2 separate regions of the Homo sapiens genome follow, and region 1 is linked to region 2. A link is an interaction called in ENCODE POLR2A ChIA-PET data of the cell type or tissue named here. Cell type or tissue: endothelial cell of umbilical vein. All regions are shown on one strand. Links, peaks and the distances in the headings refer to the core of each region. The heading gives the core; the rest is flanking DNA. Region 1 has its middle 29 kb from the start of ZFYVE9. Region 2 holds the start of KTI12 (KTI12 chromatin associated homolog).

Evidence for each region. Peaks named below come from ENCODE experiments on the same cell type or tissue, not always from the same donor. Only the 100,000 strongest peaks of a DNase experiment are listed, where the experiment ranks them.
Region 1: POLR2A ChIA-PET joins it to region 2 with 7 read pairs; 2 of 35 experiments call an interaction of 5 or more read pairs at or near these places.

The regions. Positions count from the first base shown.
Region 1 is chr1:52,111,519-52,114,433 of GRCh38, reverse strand. No RefSeq gene overlaps it. Among named protein-coding and RNA genes, the nearest start is that of ZFYVE9, 29 kb to the left of the region's middle. In endothelial cell of umbilical vein, for the core only: no CTCF peak of the experiment used is centred there; no DNase peak of the experiment used is centred there.
Region 2 is chr1:52,032,144-52,035,058 of GRCh38, reverse strand. All of the region lies in intron 2 of TXNDC12 (thioredoxin domain containing 12), which reads left to right. It overlaps KTI12 (KTI12 chromatin associated homolog), which reads left to right and starts at 1,249. Exons shown (of 1, transcript NM_138417.3): 1 at 1,249-2,915. The coding sequence starts at 1,298. The coding sequence ends at 2,362. RefSeq lists an enhancer at 1,243-1,542. In endothelial cell of umbilical vein, for the core only: no CTCF peak of the experiment used is centred there; DNase peaks (open chromatin) are centred at 1,278 and 2,218; H3K4me3 peaks cover 1,640 bases; H3K27ac peaks cover 1,719 bases.

The DNA.
Region 1 (2,915 bases), core at 138-2,637, 79 kb before region 2:
GTGGCACGCACCTGTAATATCCCAGCTACCCAGGAGGCTGAGGCAAGAGAATCGCTAGAACCCAGGAGGTGGAGGCTGCAGTGAGCCAAGATCTTGCCGTTGTACTCCAGCCTGGGCAACAAGAGTGAAACTCTGTCTCAAATTAATTAATTAATTAATTAAAATAAAATTAGAGTTCCCAATGAAGAATTTCAATTTAATCCCAACAATTGAAGTCCAAGATTCTACTACCAAAACTTTTGTCTCAACTCTGAACCTTCAGGTCTAATTCCAATAATGGAATCTGTGTTTCTGAGAGTAAAGCCTAAGTTCTTATAGTAGAATTTTAGTTTCTAAGAGTAGAACCTTGAGTTTTAATAGTAGAATCTTCTGGGTAGACTAAGACACAGAAATAGTAGAATCTAGAATTATTAAAGTAGATCAAGTTCCAGGATTGGAAATTGAGTTTCCAATAATGGAATCTTAAGTTTCAGTAGAAGAATGTGAACTCCGATAATAGGATCAGAGAATGGGTTCAGAGAATACAATGTGATGTTCCAAAAGTGGGATATGTGATTCCAAGAACAGACCAGGAGTTCTAATGTTAGAATCTTAGGCCTTGATAGTAGAAACTGTGTTACTAGAATATTAGAATCTGGGGGTTAGGGAATAGAATCTGGAGTTGCCAAAATAGAAGCTGTAGTTCTAAAAGCAGTGTCTTGGGCTTTAATAGCAGAATCTGATTGCCCAATAGGAGGATATGGGATTCACAGAATATAACCTGGAGTTCCAAACATAAATTACTGGATTTGTAAAGTTGAGTCTATAGCTTACTAGACCAATTTCAACAGAATGATAGTCAAATATGGACTAACACTGGTAGAATCAGGTTAGAATCTGGGGTTCACAGAATAGAACCTGGGAATTAATTCTAGGACTGAAAGTAGAACTTGGAGTTGTGATGATGGACTCTTGATCTAGTTGGTTTTCATCTCAGTTTTCAATCCTTATCCTGTGTTAGTACTGGATTTATTGTGCCTCCTTATTAAAAATCACTGTTTCATTGGCTGGGTGCAGTAGCTCACACCTGAAATACCAGCACTTTTGGAGGCCGAGGCAGGCGGATCACCAGAGGTCGGGAGTTCGAGACCAGCCTGACCAACATGGAGAAACCCCGTCTCTACTAAAAATACAAAAAATTAGCCAGGCGTGGTAGCACATGCCTGTAATCCCAGCTACTCAGGAGGCTGAGGCAGGAGAATCACTTAAACCTGGGAGGCGGAGGTTGCAGTGAGCCAAGATCGCGACATTACACTCCAGCCTGGGCAACAAGAGCAAAACTCCGTCTCAAAAAAAAAAAAAAAAAAATTACTGTTTTTTTTCTAGCCTGGGCAACATAACAAGACCCTGTATCTAAAAAAAAAAAAAAAATACAAAAATTAGCTAGGCATGGTGGCACTTGCCTGTAGCCTCAGGAGGCTGAGGCAGGAGATTCGCTTGAGCCCAGGAGTTCAAGATTACAGTGAGCTATGATCATGCCACTGTACTCCAGCCTGGATGAGAGAACAAGACACTGTCTCAAAAAAAAAAAAAAAAATTACTGTTTTTTTGTTCAAAGAGGGAAGATTCTTAATCACAGGGTAAGAGTTAGACTGCCGCTCTTAGAAGTGTGTAGAACTGAAATGTAACTTTCTAATGTTACTGAAGGCTATTTGGCTCTGGATGAAAAGTCTTCCAATCAATGAGCTATGTGATTAGGCCTCTGCTAGGTGCTCTGGAGCATTCCAAAGTGAAGACCTTGTCCTTGATCTGAAAAGCTAACCATGAATAAAGCAATACAAGTCCAACATAGGGAAGAATGTAATCCAGGGCTAAAGTGTGTAGGCTGGCATTATTCTGACACAGGAGAAAGAACGGTGTGGGTTGTAAGCCAGGCACGGTGGGCCCATGCCTGTAGTGCCAGCTACTCAGGAGGCTGAGGCAGGAGGATGCTTGAGCCCAGGAGTTCAAGTCCAGCCCAGGCAACATAGTAACACCCTGTCTAAAATTTAAAAAAAAAGAGAGAGAGTTGCAACTGAAGAGAGAGAGAGAGAGAGAGAGAGAGAAGTGTATATTGCCATAGCTAAGGAGGCTGTACAGAGGAGGCATTCCAAAGGATGGGTAGAATTTAAATAGAGAGGAGGCAGTGCATTTGTGCACTTCAGGTGGGAAAATTCTCAAATAAAAACATGGAAGTAGAATCTAGCATGATGTACACTAGAAATTTTTTCAGCAAAGAAATATTTATGGAGTGCCTACTTATTCACCAGGCACAATGTAGGTCTGGGGGAAACACAAGAGAAAGCACAAGAGATTTCTGTCCCTGAGGATATCATGTAGAAAAAACAATTACAGTGACTTTGGAGTTAGACAGAACTGGGTTTGAAAAGCAGGCACATTAACTTATTAGCTATGCAACTAGGTTAGCCTCTTTATATCTCTGAATTAGTCTGTCTATAAAGAGGATAATATCTTCCTTGAAGAGTGGTTGTGAGGATTCATGATTGTGTCTGTGTGTATAAAGAGGCATATGGGGGATGCTAGGTATTATTATTATTATTATTAGTTGTTTAAACAGAGTTATATACAAAGTATAATGAGACTACAAAGGAGGTAACACTTGAACTGAATCCTGAATAATGGTAGGGTGCACTTGACAATCAGAAAAGAGGAAGGGCATTTCAGGCAGAGGAAACAGAAGTTCTAAAAGTACTGGGCATGAAAGGGAACAAGTAGTGCAGAGGACCTGGTCAGAGGCTGGGGAGCTGGGTTGCAGCCAGACAGTAAAAGGCTTTAGTGCCAGAGTAATGGCCTTTAGGTGATGGCAACCATTGAAATATTGTTAATGGGGGACTCACTCAACAAAAATATATTGAACTGGTTCAGAGCTTCATTGA
Region 2 (2,915 bases), core at 212-2,711:
GGCACAGTGGCTCATGCCTTTAACCCCAGCACTTTGGGAAGCCAAGGCCAGTGGATCACCTGGGGTCAGGAGTTTGAGACCAGCCTGGCCAACATAGTGAAACCCCGTCTCTACTAAAAATACAAAAATTAGCCAGATATGGTGGCGCACACCCATAGTCCCAGCTACTTGGGAGGCTGAGACAGGAGAATCGCTTGAACTCAGGAGGTGGAGGTTGCAGGGAGCTGAGATCATACCACTGTGGTCCAGGCTGGGTGACAGAGCGAGGCTCCATCTCAAAAAATAATAATAATAAAATAAAATAAAGGATGCAGGCCAGGCACCTTGGCTCACACACCTGTATTCCCAGTACTTTGGGAGGCAGAGGTGGCACAATTACTTGAGCCCAGGAGTTTGAGACCAGCCTTAGCAACATACAACCTCATCTCTAAAAAAGAAAAAATAAATAATAATAATAAATTAAAGATGCCCAGTTAAATTTGAAGTTTAGATAAGCACCAAATAATTTTAAATATGTCTATGCAATATTTGGGACACACTTAAGCTTAAAAATGTTTTTGGTGTTTATCTGAAATTCAAATGTAACTGGGCATCCTGTATTTTATCTGGCAACCCTACTAAGGAGAAAAATTCCTATTTGTCTTTCAAGTTCTAAGTCAAATGACTATTTCTACATAAAGTCTTCAGTGATTTCTCTGGGTAGTTTGTTTTTCCCTTCTGTTCTTTTATAACCTCACCTGCATCTATCCATTATAGTATTTATTACTCTGATTGTAGGCGCCTGATCCTTCCCATTCAGACCTTTTATCTTTTGTGGGGAAAGCGTTTTATGTTCATCTCTGAATTCCCAACCTTGGAGATGTTGAATGATTGAAATGGTAATTGAATAAACATTTACTGAGAGCCAGTAGGTTTAAGAGGAGGAATGAAGGAGAACCAGCATTTATTAATTGCCTTCTATATGCTAAATATAGTGCTGATTGCTTACAATATTTAATGCCCCTTAGGCCTTATTAATAAAATGGACGGGCAGTCTTTCGCTGCAGGAAGATCACATTCTCCTGAGGCCTATAACATTTGGCATAAATAACTGATGCCATTATAGTCTCTGTATCTCCTTTCTGAGAAAGCTGAACCTGGGCCTAGCTGGCGTAGAACTCCTGTTTCCATAGAAACAAGAGGGTCTGTAAAAGTCAAGGGAGACAGGAAGAGCAGTTTGCACTTCCGGCTTACGTCGGAGACGCGTACAACCCGGAAGTTGGCGCAGCGCGGTTGCCAATGGTCGCTCCCTGAGAGGATGCCGCTCGTGGTGTTTTGCGGGCTGCCGTACAGCGGCAAGAGCCGGCGTGCTGAAGAGTTGCGCGTGGCGCTGGCTGCCGAGGGCCGCGCGGTGTACGTGGTGGACGACGCAGCTGTCCTGGGCGCAGAGGACCCAGCGGTGTACGGCGATTCTGCCCGTGAGAAGGCATTGCGTGGAGCTCTGCGAGCCTCCGTGGAACGGCGCCTGAGTCGCCACGACGTGGTCATCCTGGACTCGCTTAACTACATCAAAGGTTTCCGTTACGAGCTCTACTGCCTGGCACGGGCGGCGCGCACCCCGCTCTGCCTGGTCTACTGCGTACGGCCCGGCGGCCCGATCGCGGGACCTCAGGTGGCGGGCGCGAACGAGAACCCTGGCCGGAACGTCAGTGTGAGTTGGCGGCCACGCGCTGAGGAGGACGGGAGAGCCCAGGCGGCGGGCAGCAGCGTCCTCAGGGAACTGCATACTGCGGACTCTGTAGTAAATGGAAGTGCCCAGGCCGACGTACCCAAGGAACTGGAGCGAGAAGAATCCGGGGCTGCGGAGTCTCCAGCTCTTGTGACTCCGGATTCAGAGAAATCTGCAAAGCATGGGTCCGGTGCCTTTTACTCTCCCGAACTCCTGGAGGCCCTAACGCTGCGCTTTGAGGCTCCCGATTCTCGGAATCGCTGGGACCGGCCTTTATTCACTTTGGTGGGCCTAGAGGAGCCGTTGCCCCTGGCGGGGATCCGCTCTGCCCTGTTTGAGAACCGGGCCCCACCACCCCATCAGTCTACGCAGTCCCAGCCCCTCGCCTCCGGCAGCTTTCTGCACCAGTTGGACCAGGTCACGAGTCAAGTACTGGCCGGATTGATGGAAGCGCAGAAGAGCGCTGTCCCCGGGGACTTGCTCACGCTTCCTGGTACCACAGAGCACTTGCGGTTTACCCGGCCCTTGACCATGGCAGAACTGAGTCGCCTTCGTCGCCAGTTTATTTCGTACACTAAAATGCATCCCAACAATGAGAACTTGCCGCAACTGGCCAACATGTTTCTTCAGTATTTGAGCCAGAGCCTGCACTGACCAGAGGAGGTAGGGGGGAAGCCATGGCTTCTGATCTCCACTCCACTTTATTTCTCTGGGAAAAATAGGCTGCAGGTCTCCAGAGCATATCGATGCAGTACTGTACTAGAGCTGTTGTGACTGATTCACTCAAACTTTCCTGCATACCCCTGTGCCAGGCCTTGGGTTTACAGCATAAGTTCAGACTAAAGAGAATGGAGAACTATTGTGGTGCAACCTGGCAAATCCCTCAGAGGACAGAGCTAAGGTGGACAGGGATTACCTAGATTGGATCCTACTTGGGCTATCACAGAGCATTGACCATTGGCTTCCCTCATCTGAGGCGTGGGAGAGCAGACTGGATAGATGAGAATTGTTTTAAAACAATTGTGAACAGAAACTGAAGATGGTACAGTTCTACATCTGCACCTGCCCTTTTTTCATACCACAAAAGTATTTTTTGAGTACTGTACTGACTTTTTGCTAGTTTCTATTCTGGGACCGAGTTCACAGATAAATCCATTGGTTTGTATCCTTGAGAAACTTTGTTTTTGTGGAAGTAAGAAAGTTATCT